Linked DNA regions of Homo sapiens: regions 2 and 3 are each linked to region 1. A link is a loop called in an ENCODE intact Hi-C map of the cell type or tissue named here. Cell type or tissue: heart right ventricle. All regions are shown on one strand.

Evidence for each region. A loop is a pair of places that touch in the nucleus more often than their neighbours do. Peaks named below come from ENCODE experiments on the same cell type or tissue, not always from the same donor. Only the 100,000 strongest peaks of a DNase experiment are listed, where the experiment ranks them.
Region 2: it touches region 1 in a loop (2.7-fold over the local background); 3 of 110 quality-filtered maps call a loop at or near these places.
Region 3: it touches region 1 in a loop (14-fold over the local background); 33 of 110 quality-filtered maps call a loop at or near these places.

What each region holds. Positions count from the first base shown.
Region 1 is chr7:91,634,020-91,639,019 of GRCh38, forward strand. LOC124901697 (a long non-coding RNA gene) reads right to left here and starts at 1,345. Exons shown (of 2, transcript XR_007060430.1): 1 at 1-1,345. In heart right ventricle, a CTCF peak has its summit at 2,309; no DNase peak of the experiment used is centred here.
Region 2 is chr7:91,344,442-91,349,441 of GRCh38, forward strand. All of the region lies in intron 3 of LINC02932 (long intergenic non-protein coding RNA 2932), which reads left to right. Among named protein-coding and RNA genes, the nearest start is that of LINC02932, 36 kb to the left of the region's middle. In heart right ventricle, no CTCF peak of the experiment used is centred here; a DNase peak (open chromatin) is centred at 3,074.
Region 3 is chr7:91,286,048-91,291,047 of GRCh38, forward strand. It overlaps LOC124901695 (a long non-coding RNA gene), which reads right to left and starts at 1,385. Exons shown (of 2, transcript XR_007060425.1): 1 at 1,260-1,385. In heart right ventricle, a CTCF peak has its summit at 2,357 (motif pointing right); a DNase peak (open chromatin) is centred at 2,394.

The DNA.
Region 1 (5,000 bases):
GGCTTAAGCTCTAAGTATCAACCCACAGGGCAAGAACAGGGAGAACTCAGGGGAGAGGAGACCCAGTTCTCAAGATAAGCAGGTTTGGTGGAAAGTGCCTTTAATTGATTGACAAATCACTTAACCTCTAAGTATGTTGTCATCTGATACTGGTGCCTACCTGCCTATCTCACCTCATAGCTATTAGTGCAATGTAAGATCATGTCTTATGAGCAACTTACTGGAAAGCGTATTAAAACATAAAGCAAAAACAAAAACAAATATATATAAACCCCCATCGTAATGTGAATTACCATAATGATAACTTCTATTAAGCAGTTAGTAGTTATTGAACACTGACCACTTGCATTGTATACAGTAAACACAATTAAATCCCTTCACTTAAGTTTCTCTGAGTTCAGTGGAGAAGACAGGTGAGTAAATAAATAACCAAAACACAGGATGCCAAATACATACTTAGCATAAAGTACCACAGGGGTAAGGAAGAAGAGAGACCTCCTCTGTCTGGGGAAATGAAGAAAGGCTTCTCCGAGGCAGAGATGGTTGAGCTGAGTCCTGCTTGCTGAGTTTGCCAGAGGAGGCAATGGCAAGTCAGGAAGAGTAGCAGAGGCAGAGGCAGCCAGCATGTGCTGCCAGTCTATGCTGCTCGGCACTGCTTGGCCCAAAGAATAAAAAGCAAGGGAATGCCAAATCTCATCCCTAACTCCCCTGGCCTGATTCCATGCTCACCAAGCCACCTTCTGATGATAATTTGGCTTCCCACTTACATTTGCCTGCAGGGAAAGCACATGCTGGACAAGAAACTGGAGTACCCAGTCCACTCAATGATTACATTTCTCATTGTAAATTAATAAATCAGCATTCTGGCTGATGCCATTTTTAAAGTTCAGACATGAAACTATCACTTATAAGGCAGATGCAAAGGAAATTAGGTGAAAATTCACCAGGAAATCAGCCTTCAGGCTGCCAAGGAGTACAATGACAGAACAGCTGTGCAAACACCACAGGTAACATCCGGAAATGGGCTCCTGACAAAGTCATATTACACAGCATGGCTCTCCCCACATGAAGTGCTCCCTCTCACATTTTTCTCCATTGTTAAATTCCCCTCAAATAGCCCAGCAAAAAGTCAGCATCAAATGTCAGTCATCCCAGACTCCTGGAAACCCAGGTCTGGAGAGAAGGAAATATCTATTTTACTGAATCCTTTACCCTTCCTGTTATGGACTGAATTGTGTCCCCCCAAATTTGTGTGTGGAAGCCCTAATCTCCACTACCTCAGAATGTGACTGTATTTGGAGACAGTGTCTTTAAAAATGTAATTAATATATCAAAGAGAGATCTGCACTTCCATGTTTATTGCAGCACTATTCGCAATAGCCAAGGTTGGAAGCAACCTAAGTGTCCATCAACAGATGAGTGGATAAAGAAAATGTGGTACGTATATACAAAGGAATACTATTCATCCATAAAAACATGAGATCCTGTCATTAGCAACAACGTGGATGGAACTGGAGATCATTATGTTAAGTGAAATAAGCCAGGCACAGAAAGACAAACTTCACATGTTCTCACTTATTTATTGGAGCAAAAATCAAAACAATTGAACTCATGGGGATAGAGAGTAGAAGGATGGTTACCACAGGCTGGGAAGGGTAGTCGGGGAGGAAAGTGGAGACGGTTAATGGGCACAAAAAAATGGTTAATAGTTAAAATAAATGAGGTCTAGTATTTGATAGCACAACAGAGTGACTACAGTCAACAATAATTTATGGTACATTTAAAAATAACTAAAAGAGTATAATTGTGTCATTTGCAACACAAAGAAAGGATGGATGCTTGAGGTGATGGATACGCCATTTTCCCTGATGTGATTATTACACATTGCATGAGATACCAAAATATCTCACATACCCCCAAAATATGTACACCTACTATGTACCCACAATTAAAATTAAAAAAAATTAAAGCCTGTAAGGTAAACATAGTACTCAATAAATATTTGTCGAATAATAAATATTGAACCTAAAAAAACAACAAAAACAAAGAGAACAACATAATTAAGATTACAAGAGGTCATTAGTGTGGGCCTTAGTTGAACATAACTGGTGTCCCCGTGAGAACAGATGGATTAGGACACAGACACACACAGAGGAAAGAAATGTGAGGGCACATTGAAAAGATGGCCATCTACCAGCCAAAGAGAGAGGCCTCAGACGAAATCAACCTTGCCGACACCTTGATCTCAGACTTCTAGCCTCCAGGTCTGTGAGGAAATAAATTGCTGTTGTTTAAGCGCCCCCAGTCTGTGGTACTTTGTTATGGCAGCCCTAGCAAATAAATACACTTCCATTGAGATTCTTTCCTCCAACCATTCCAAACAGAAGATGTCTACCTGGGACCTTTAACAACATGGAAAACTGTCTACCACTGTCATCAAGAATGCATTTTAGTCTATCATGCTTATCTCCACTCCAGTTACTCAGGTGGGTGGCTTTGGAGCCCTATATGTGATAAACGTTGTCTAATCTTGCTAAAGTAACCACAGCCATGGTGTCTGAGGCATAAGCGCTTGAAAGTATAATGCTTTTACAACCTGCACAAAGTCTTTGACACAGACAAGATGAAGGACTCATATAATGAAAGCACAAAAACTTATGATTATCCTAATGTTGTCTTGATATTTTACAAAATTTCTGTAAAAATCAATACCCTGTTGGATAGGTGAGCCAAGGAGAGTCAGACCACTGTCCAGCTAATTCCTGAAGATATAAACCATGGAACAATAACAATTCATTTGAAAAACTCCTAAACCTCTCTTATTTAACAACTTATTTCTGAATGGGTGGAGTCTCTCTGTTACAGACTTACAGTTTCAAGATTTGCTTGCACACATGGGTGAGTTTTTTTTGCAAGCTGTCTCAATGAAAACCGGTTTGAGAAACTGGAAGCCTTTCAGTTTGCAACCGGAACTGGAGTCAAATAAGTTTTACCACTGCTTCACTTGCTTTTTGTTTGTTTGTTTTGTTTTGACCATTTATTATTTTGTGAGAAGCAACACTAACTGAAATATACCACATTTGAGGAGTAAAATTTCTTCTTTTTTTTTTTTTTTTTTTGAGATGGAGTCTCGCTGTTTCGCCCAGGCAGGAGTGCAGTGGCGCTATCTCGGCTCACTGCAAGCTCCGCCTCCTGGGTTCACGCCATTCTCCTGCCTCAGCCTCCCAAGTAGCTGGGACTACAGGTACCCGCCACCGCGCCCAGCTAATTTTTTGTATTTTTAGTAGAGACGGGGTTTCACCGTGTTAGCCAGGATGGTCTCGATCCGTAATGTTCTTAATTCCCAACACTCAAAGTCTGTTGCAATTCAGTCTCCCATTAAAAATGTTCCTGTTCCATCAACAGTTATAAGTCATGTGGATAATATGGACCGTTGAAATGACATGATGGAAATGGCGCTTTACCTATATGGTCTTCCTCAGAAAAACAAGTAACTCCAGTCTAATAATGAGAAAAGTGTGAGACAAATCCTGTGTCACAACGTGAGGGAAATTTGACTAAATGCCTGACCAATAATTCTCAAAGTTGTGAAGGTCATCAAAAACAAGGAGGGTTTGGAAAACTGTCACAGACCGGAGGATACTAAGGAGATAATGGAATTTGAATCAAATCCTGGAATGGAAAAAGAACATTAGATAAAAATGAAGGAAATCTGAATAACATATGAACTTTAGTTCATAATAATTTATCAATACTGATTTACTAATTGTAACAAATATACATGGTCTATTAATTGTAACAAATAGTCATTATGATGTTACCAATAAGGGAAACTGGGTGTGGGGTGTACGGGAAGTCTATGTACTATCTTCACTATTTTTCTGTAAATCTAAAACTGTTCTAAAATAAAAGGTTTATTTTTAAAGCATACCCTGTTTAACTCTTCCCAATGGCCATGGTTGTCTGTAAGCGGCTCTAATACATAGCCAGACAGTCTTCTCCAAGATTCTAATATGTGGCTCCCCTCCTCTTCTGATCCCTCTCCCAGTGCAACTTCTGCACGTATTTCATGTAAGCACTTTATTTTTCAGTAATAAGAGCTTCTTTTAACTCTCAACAGTCATTTGAAGGTTGCTGCTCCCTCCTCTTTAAAACATACTTTAGTGGAGGCTTCATATCATCATCTCATCCACTGCACAGCACATGACTCTTGTCTTGATGTTTTCTCCACTGGGATGTCTACAACTTCAATTCCTGGGGCATCTTTCTCACAGTATAAGCCCCAAGTTTTCATTAAATAAAGCCCTTTGGGGCCAAAACTCAGCTGCTAGAAGCAATAGAGAGACGCCAAGAGGCCCCACACTAAATCAGTGTGAGGGAAATCAATACCAGGAAGAGCTGGGTATAAATGTTTTCAGCCCTTAGCATTCAAGTCCCGCAATGCTAAAAGCATCCAGATGCATGCCACCTGGGATCCAAAGTCCCTAAAGAGTATTCTTTTCCTGTTGAATCACTTGGGGTTCAGGTTATTTTTTGTTGCTTTTATGTGGTTGGTTTTTAATCAAAAAGCAGTGTGTGTTTGCAGAAAAAGCCTCTTGGCCTCAATATTCAACTCACAGTCCAGTTGACTTGCTGTATTCAGAGTCGAACAGACCTTGATCTTCATTTATTATTCAATAAGAAGAATACAATTAGCCTGGAGTTGGTTTTTAGACCCAAACACAAAGAAAGGCCCACATATCCGAGGAGGAATAATTCCACTTCCCCTATAACTGATGTGATGATGGAGCAAGTAGCAGGCAGCAAATCGATATTCCACCATCCTCCTGAACGCCAGGATTAGAGGGAGTCTTTGCCTCTGCTCGGAAAGCAGGGGAAGACAGACCTGCCTTGCAAATATTTACTGAAGGGAGCCCTTTTTACTTTGCAAATCATTGATTTACAAAGTGTATGAGTGCTAAGAGAAAGAAAGCTTATGAAATTCCAATGATTTATGCTTA
Region 2 (5,000 bases), 290 kb before region 1:
TCTTGGGTGGTTGAAAGCTTTTGGCCCTCAGCCTCACACTCAGCCGAGCACCTGAGGCATGTGGCTAAGCAGCATGAACTCCCACTCCCCCGTCTTGCACGATTGTTCACTCAGCTTAATTGTCAGCTCCTGCTAAGAACATGTAACATCTCATTTTCCCAGAGATTGTGGAAGTGTTGAGCTTTGCTTGTGGCCAAGTTGGGTAGCTGAATACACATCGTTTCCTTCGTTGATGCACAAAGGCAGGGACTGTCTAAATCTATCTCTGTACGTAGAGGCCTTTTATTGAATACCAGTTTCCAATTCTAGTGATGATCTGGACCCAAACGGTTTCCCTTTGTGTGTAATTGTGTGGGTAGATATTCTCATCCAACTCTGCCTATTTGCATACATTGCCAATCTTATTAAATTGAAAGAAGTAACCAAAACACATGTACACAATGACAAAAGTGATATTCAAGGCATGGAAGAAAGGAACACATGAAAGGCCCTTCTCTCTCCTCAGGGACTAGAGGGAAGAAATTAGTCTCTTGATTCGAGCTAAGCAGAGTACAGCAAGGTAAGACTGTGGAGAGCTCGATTAGCCTTGGTAACTGAATTGTGAACTTCCATCTTTAGTTGTTTGACTAAAACACCCATGTGGAAAGTGAAGAATCCAACCAAGCGTACAGATGATTTGTTTGTGTTGTACTAAGTGCTCTACTTTTCCTCTCGGTGGCAAGCAGATTTGAAAGGGAGATGAGTAACCATCGAAGTATCAATGATGCATCTCATGTCTCATGACACTGAATTCTCTTGCAATCTACCTGAACTATAAATAATAAAACTTCTGAAATCTAGCACTATTTTTAGAAAGGATAAGCCTTGTGAGTGTATGGGTTTAGGCTGCTGAGGTGATATGACTGAAAGGTCTACCTTATTCCACAACCTATTCAAATATCTTACACTGTTTTGTGCAAGTAATTCCATCATTAGAAGCTAATTTATTCATTTTTTCCTCAGGAGATTCTTTATTAAAACTCAAAAGCCTCTGGGAGAGGTAATTCACCTTGGGAAGATAAATTTATCTGAAATGTTTCTAAGATGATGAGTAAGGCAAGGGCCTCAGTAAAGTATCTATGCCCCACAGAGGAGACTGTAAAATTGGAAATGCCCAGCAGGTGCTGAAAGAACCTGAAAACAAGACTGGCCCTCTCTGCAGTATGCAAAGTGTCAGGAGCAGTTCCCTTGTAAACTATTAGCAAAAAGGAGAAATGGCCTCCTCCGGGATAGTCACTAACCACACCCAAACAGAGAGGAAGGTACTCAAATAGAAAATTGAAGTTTTTCATTTGTTTGTTTTATAGAATACTACACTAATAAAATTAAGTTTGGAGCCTTTTATTTATTTTATTTTATTTTTTTAGATGGAGTCTCACTCTGTCACCCAGGCTGGAGTGCAGTGGTGCAATCTAGGCTCACAGCAACCTCTACCTCCCAAGTTCAAGTGATTCTCCTGCCTCAGCTTCCCAAGTAGCTGGGATTACAAGCATGTGCCACCATGCCCAGCTAATTTTTGTATTTTTGGTAGACATGGATTTCACCTTGTTGGTCAGGCTAGTTTGGTCTCGAACTCCTGACTTCAAGTGATCCACCGCCTCGGCCTCCCAACGTGCTGTGATTACAAGCATGAGCCACCACGCCCATCCTGAAGCCTTTTGCTTTTAAGGTTTCCATTTCTGAGAGAGAGAGAGAGAACCCAAATGGGAGGGAAAATTGTCAATAGGGCCTGTGGAGACACTTTCTCTGAGAAAAGTTAGGTAAAACCAAAACTCTAGTAATGATAGGGTTGAGGGTAGATACAATGAGAGCAAAAGCCAATTTACAAAGAGGATCACATGTAAAAGGGTGCATGTCTGTTTTTTGTTTTGTTTTGTTTTGCTTTGTTTTGTCCAGAGCATAGGAGACTACAGGGAAGCAGGGACCCTTCAGTCGATTTTGCAATGAAGAAAAACAGTCTTGTGAGATTCTTAAAATTTGCCTGAAAAGGAAACTCATCTGATGTGTGTTTCAGCATCTTCAAAGATACTGCAGAAGGAAGGTTTTAACTGAATATCTCTGTCAGCAAGATGGTTTATCACACTCAACAGGAATGACAGTAGAAGGGAAAAAAAAGATGGGAAACCATTCTGGGGTGAGCAAAGGGTGACAACAGGATGGGAAAATCCAGCTTCACCAAATATTTATTCATGCTTATGTAAACCTCAATTAGCTATCTTAAAATGCTAAGTCTCTGTTGAAGAAAAGGAGTGCTTGGAAATGTGACTTGGAAGTTGGTTGGTGTCAGTTATTTTGCTGCATTGTTGATTAATGTAATTGAAGTATATATTACAGAAACAGAAAAGGAAATGTGACTTCTTCAGGGACCCATTAATTTCTTAAGCATAAAGTGTTTGAAGGTTCAAAGGCTTTGTTGAAGCTTATTTTAAATTTAAAATTTCCATTGCCAAGGGATTGATTACCATTCTTATATTAGCTTTGTCAAACACCAAGTTGATCTTAGTTCTTTCAAAGTTTTGTGGCACTTGACTGTTTTCAGAGCATTTTTTTAAAGAGAAGGCTGTCTTACAAGTTTTCTCAAGGACAGACTTGCTTTCTCTTTATAAGAACAGCAAGAGAAAAATTTCTAAAACCTTAAAAAGAGCAATTCCCACTGTCCCCAACTTTGGGATCTTGAAAGTCATTCCTGCAAGTCAGGTACCATTACCTCCTCATTCAAACACTTTCCCATATTTGTTTGTATTTGGTTTTCCTTTGACTTTAAAACATCAACCAATTTAGGCATCTTTGTGTATTTGAAGCTTTAGTTATGTTGTTTAGGGACTCCCCAAATTATTTAAGCTTTTCCCATCTCTCCACCCCAAATGACTACACATAATTCTTCTTATAGCTCTCTGCTGTCTTCCTCTGATCATTGTTTAAGGCACTCTCAGAAACAACACTCTCTGAAAGTGAGCCAAGATCTCCCAAGCACCAGTCTTTGTTTGTGCTGTCCCAGTAGTGAACTCATTAGTTCAAGAAGTCAGACAGCAGGATTTCCGGCTCCTTGGAAACCAAGCCAAAAAGAGAACTGTCATTTCACACAAGGGCAATAAGAAGAAATATGCCATTAGGAAATCAGGGTTAAGATGGCACTGCCATCCACCCAGATGAAGGTGTGGTAAGAGGATTGTGAGGCTGCATTAGAAACGAAAACATTGCGACCCAAGGCTTTGCCCCAGGAAATCAATAATGAGATTGTGGACACTCTAAGAGCAGTTCAACAGAAAATCTATTTTCTTACCAGAAGAAAGTTATTGTCTCTTCCTCAATTTTGCTCTTCCCTACCTTTCCAGTCCTGATGCTACTGCACGTTTTTGGGAGCATGAGGTCAAGCCAGCAGGGGCTTCCTGTTGGCCTACACCTCCTTCAGGGATGTCTCCAAGTACACTGGGCAGTGTGGATGGAAAGCTGTGACCAGAGCTCAAGAACTGTCCCTCCAAAGCTGCACCCATGCCTTGGTTTCATGCAGCCCTGAGAACTGTTTGGCCTTGGCTAACGGGGACATACATTCTCGTATCTGGTATGGAAGATTTTGCCTCAAGAAATGCTGTCACCCACATTGACTTTATTTTCAATGTTGTTTCTATTTGTGCTCAATTTTGGGGATGATAATCTTGATCCTATTGCAAATAATCTCAAAGGCAGAGGCAGGCTGGGTCTGGAGGAAGGTAGCGTGACTTTAAAGACACTCCCTCCCCCACATCTTCTCATAATGGTGTATTTTAGGCTTGCTTCTTGTTCCAGATCTTTGTCTCAGCCTTCCTTCTTACAAGCCACCCTCCAGAAACAAATGTATTCCAAGGGCCTGCTTCTGACTCCACCATCCCTAAAGAATTGGCAGGAGAATCTGGACTAAAAATGGCTTTAATGTGCTCTCAATCTCTAGTTAAACATTTGTAGATTAACCAGCTGAAAATAGTGAATTGTGAGACTGGGGTGTGAGTGTGTGTCTGTGTGTGTGTGTGTGTTGATAGGGAGGGGACATCAGGAACTAGGTAAGACCATAGTGGGTCTTATGTGTGGGGAGTGATTTCCTATCTGTTAGAGATGAAGTGGTGCCTATATCCACTGTCATGCGCAGACAGTCAAATGCCCAGCAAATGGGCCCTTAATAAAGGCAATGAATGATGACGATGTGGACTGGGGGGAAAGGGAAAATGTGAAGTAGAAACACAAAACCAGAGGCTACAGTTTCATTAATGCAAAACAAACAAATAAACAAACAAAAACAAAAAAATTCCAGTGGCTGGCTGCTGGACAGCATGGAGAAACACTTAAGGGGGCTGGACCTTGCTGTTATGGTCAAGCAAAAAGCCACTCCTGGGTATTACATTCCAATCTGGTAAGCACCAGAGAGGAAGCTGAGCAGGATTTCCTCTGGGGAATTCAGAGGTGCTGAGTTTTTGCACCATTTTTCAAACTTTGCAGGCCAGTTTCCTCTGCATCTAAGAGCATGGAGACATGCTTGGCATTCTTCACTCTTAAAGAGACTTCTTCTGTGGGGAGCTGCAGGGCTTTCACAGCAAGAGAGCTGGTGAGTGGCCTCAGTTCTGGGTTTTGATTTATCCAAAAGGAGTTGTTTGTTAACAGTAAGAGGGTAGATGCCTCTGCAGGAATCTATACCTCTGCCTCTGCCCCCACCATTTCTTTAGTATTCAACAAGCATGAAATTATGTCCTCACCATAACTAAGGTCAGGCACTGCCCAAGGCATTCAGGACACACAGGAGTAAGTGTCCCCTGCCAGGAGCACAGAGGTACACAGTATTACCACCATTTGAGAGGTGACAAAACAGGGTTGGAGAGGTTAAGTGGCTCAGAATCAGAGTATTCTAAATGGTGGTTTCATTAGATATCAAATTTGAGAATGTAAAAGCTGGAAGAGACCTTCCTGGTTTTCACAGACATTTCTCCTTCATC
Region 3 (5,000 bases), 350 kb before region 1:
ACTGGAAAACTGTGAAGAAAATGTGGAAGAGGGAGGGGAAAAGATAAAGAGGAAGCGGACCATTAATATAAATAGATTTTAAAAATGATTGCATGTGGCAAATGAGATCACACTGTGAGTCAAACATGCCTTTGTATCTACAACACTGCCAGAATTCTCTTTTAATGAGGACCAAGGCATCTCCTGGGGAATAACTTACCTTAGGCCAGAGTCAAATCCCTCCAGCTTGGTGGAAGATCAGTGCTCAACTTTCAGGAGTGGGATGTACACCAATAGTACCCGTGGATCTACCCTTAAAGCCAACTAAGAAGGCAGCCTGAGAATGAACACTGAAAGGGCTGTTTTCATAAAAAATCTGTAAGAGATTTTTCTTTTTTCTTTTACTTTTTATTTTAATGAAAATCTTTGGCATGCTGTGCCACTACATTGATAAAATGCACCATGAAAAGTGCCCTACTTCATTGGAGAATTCATTATGACTTCGTGGAGCAGAAAGAGTTGGCTCATTGGCAGCAATTTGAGTGGATTTGGTTCGCTGGAGGTATCATGTTACTGCGTCATCAGTGCAGGTGGGGCTGACTGGCTTTGACAGTAAAAGGAGGTGGCCCAGTGCCAACAGGGGCAGCAGAGGGGCTGCAGGAGTGCCTTCATAGATGCCGCACAGATGCTGCACACTGCCAGAGCAAATCTCAGGGAAGGAAAGATGGGGCGTCATACAGTGATTGTGAAGATTATGCTCTTGAGCACATGTGAAACACCTTTCGGAGCTCCTGAATTTAGTAGGCAAGGGTGAATTTTGAGAATAGACTGAAAGAGTTAACCATAGTTAAGCCTGCCTGGGGTGTAGGTTATGAATAGAGTAACATGTAATTTATTGTACAAACAGAGATGCCTTTGAAAATGAAGGATTTGCTACTAATAATTACACCAAGACAACAGATATAAACTATGACTGCCCTGGACAAACTGGAATGCATTGTCACACTATGAGGGACTGTCACCTTCGATTGTTAGTTTTGCCATGCTTGCTCTTTTATTCTAACCATGTACTGTTTTAAAATCAGAAAAATATAAGACACTATAATTTACCAGAAGAAATAAAAATCGAGTACGAGGGCAAAGATAGCAGCATAATGTTTACATTGTTAGGGTGACCCTAGTCCCCCCAACCATCATCCCCCTCCTGACCCCACATCACAGTTTAGAAAATTACATCTGCAAATTATTCAACATCCACTGGCGACCCCAGAGCAGCCTACCTTCCTTAGCAAGGCCATGCTGTCCCAGCAGTTCTGATGTGCCCTCACTTTAGTTATTTGATTTTCTGCTTTTTCTCTCTGAGATAGTAGCCTTCCAAGGTTCAAAGGGACATTTGAATGTTAAAAGCCTGGAGGTAAAGTTTACAAACACAATGCTTCCTCATCACAGCTGGCCACATCAGTCCTGTCAAAATGCTAATGGTAGAATGTTTCTTTATAAATAGAGTACCCATGAGATCAAGATCTTAATTTACTTTGTTCCTAATTCACAAAGGGAAGTTGCCTTCTTTTTTAAAACTAAGTTGAGGTTCTGTCTTTAGTAAATTCTTACATGTAGCTGGAAATTTCCATTGCAAAGTGTACTTGTTTTGTTTTAAGCTCTTTCCAAGTGACTTTATAACTTTTTTAACGTTTTGGCGTCGGCACTCTTCCTCTGTCCACAGAGCTGGTAAAGACAGAATTATGAACTCTTCTGGCGTTGTCCCAGCCCACTTCTTGGAGCCTTTATGAGAGAAGAAGTTTGGCAACTCACCTCCCAGTGCCCACAGGGGTGCAAATGAAGCTGGAGCTGAAGCCATCTATGAGAGCAGCTGGACTGCCAGTCCAATGACTATAACTCTGATAGCTCCACACAAGTTGAGAAGCAGCTTTTCAGCTGTGACAGGCAAGGCCCAGCAGGGGAAGTAGCTCACTGTCTGGTTTGATTTAAGATCACTGCCAAAAAATTTTCTTCATTAACTTCACAGTTATCTAAGCTCTATGAAGGCAGGGGTTTTTGTGTTTTGCTTATAGGAGTATGCTCAGGGCCTAGAACAGTGCCTGGGTTATAGTAGGAGCTCAAAAATATTTGTCGAATAAAAGCATATTTCTTCACCTTCAAAATGTCAAGATGGGATATTAATAAAACCTGTATCCAGGACTGATAGTCAGCTGATTTCCATTCTGATATATCATTTCAGTGTCACAGGATTGTTGTGGTGATTGTATGAATTAAAACATGAATTAAAGCACTTACAATAAAACCTGACACATATCAAGTGGTTAATAAATGTCAGCTGCCATCAATTTCAAGGCACAGAGGTTGACACCGAGGAAGATTGGGGAACACTGTAGGATCCCAGCAGGGGGCACTCCTGAGTTCAAGAAGCAATAACTGGTTCCTGCTGGGTCCTACTTGACTATGGGGAAGGACAGTTGCCAATGATGCTGTAGTCCTTGCTTCATGGGCCCAGGCTTACACCTGGCCAGAGGTCATACATTAACTTGTCATCAATAAATGGCATTTATGCCATCTGCACATGGATACTGTTCTCTTAGTGAGGAGATGGCAAAGTTCTGAAAGAATGGATCACAGGGCAGATAAGTTTTATCAGAGCGTGGGACAGTGCCCAAGAAGGGATAGCCCAATACTGCCAGGGTGGGGCACTTTGGAGGAGAGTGGCTAAGAGTGAGTGGCACGGGGAGCAGGGTGTAAGCAGAATAGGTAGGGGGGCTCTGCCACTAAAATATCTATTGACTACCCAGGAATAAAATGTGTTACAAAGATGAGAAGCTCAACAGTATTCTCAGAAGGCTTTTCAACTTAATTTCCCTGTTCCTTTTCCTAATTAGAACCTTGATCAATTTAGGATACAGTATATGGTACTCTTTGGTTAGGTTTATGTGTATGTAAGAATCAGGTCAATTGTAGAAGGTTAAACTGGATTAGAATGTATACTATTTGTGCATTTGGTAACAATAATTCTTATACTTCCCATTTGTATAATGCATTGTATATATTATATACAGATAATAATCTATATTATATAGAGGTTATATTATATATAGATTTCTATATATAATCTACTTTGTTACTATATATAATCTATATACATTACATATAAAATCTATTTTGTTACAATAACTCTGTGAGGTTTATAGGGGATGTAGTATGAACTCTATTTAACATGTGTAGAAAATAAGGCATGAAGAATTAAGAGGCAAGGATAGTGGTAAAAGTCCCTGGGGATGGGAAATGGCATTTTCGTTAGTGTTCTACTAATCGTCAGAGCAGGGTTTTCTGACTTCAGATTCAAAAAAGATTTTTCTTTTCAAGCATACTTGGCTACCCCTCACCCACAGATTAATTGAAAAAGCTTCTGGGCTCCACCAGTTTTGCTCCCTATTAAATATACTAATTGAAGAGCAAACTAATTCTGTCTCTAAACCAGTCATTCTAGAGGATATGCAAGATGACCCACTGAAGTGTTGGAAGAAAATGCTAGGATTTACAGTTTTATATTTTTTGGATGTGTTAAAATGAACATAATTCATTACTACAGTATACCTTAATACATATATAAGCACATATAGCAATACATGTGTAGAATTTATAAGTAAGTGTATTTACAAATATTGAGATGCATACTTTTTTTTTTTTGGCACAGAACCGCAGTTTCAAGAAAGACTGGCAACCATTGTTCTAAACTGGTAACTACTCTACCTACAATGTCTGCATTGTTTTTAGCTAAGCACACTTCTCCTTTTGTTTTACCTTATGTTTTGTGCAACAGAGGGTGGCAACGAGCTGCTGTACCCAGAATAACAGAAGCTTTGAGTGAGAAAGGCCTGGAGGGATCAATTCGCCTAACCCCTTCATTTGACAGGGGAAGAAACTGAGGCTTACAGGGGTTAAGGGATTTGCCCAAGCTGAAAAGTTGAGGTTGAGCTCAACAATATGGGAAACGGATGGAAAATCCAGTTAATGCTTAGCTAGCCATGGTAATGTGTCATGGAGTTGGCTTGCAGAAATTAAATCCGTTAATAATCCCCAAACCTTATTTTAGCCAGAACTTTTAAATGCCTCACCTATCAACCCTTTTTTAAAAGATAATAATGTAATGGTTTTGTTTCTCTGGGCACCCATGAATACTGCATTAAGCAAAAATGTCACACATACAGTGTGCCCTGGGTATCTGGTTATAAATACAAATGTGGAGACTACTTATAGCTATATAATTATATATATATCAATTAGAAAAAACAGTTGCATTGAAACAAGTATACTACCCATCCTGGCCTGTTGTAAAGAATGGAACAAAATTATAATATTCTCCAACAGGCAAATTATTGCTCACTCAAAATCCACTGAATCTTGAAACACTACCAGTTTTCTTCTAAAGGGAATTTCATCTCAGAATTTAAGACCAGATCAATGCTGCACTATTTATCACATGCTAAATTCTAGTAAGTATTTGTTTCTATTTCTGGACTCACCATTCTCTTCCATTAATTTAGTCATGTACTTCATTACCAGTGCCTAAGGGTTTTATTTACTGAAATATTATGACCAATAAGATTAGTATCCTTTCATCACTCTTAAATCTTATAAAGTTTAAACCCCACCACTAGGCAAAATCATTTTGCCTGTTCAAAAGCAAAGCAAAACAAAAATGCCCAAAACTACCATCACGAACAAACAGCATACTGGTATTATTGGAAAACTCAGGAAATTTATAGATTGATTTAGGGAGAATTGACTTTTTAATATTGAGTCAGTTTTTCCCTAAAGTAGGATATTTAAATCTTTTTAAATTACGATATACCTTTCCATTTATTAAATCATTTATGTTTCCTTGGCAAATGAGATTTTTCGTTCATATATATATATATATATATAAAATATATATATATTTTTTTGAGACGGAGTCTCGCTCTGTCACCCAGGGTGGAATGCAGTGGTGTGATCTCAGCTCACTGCAA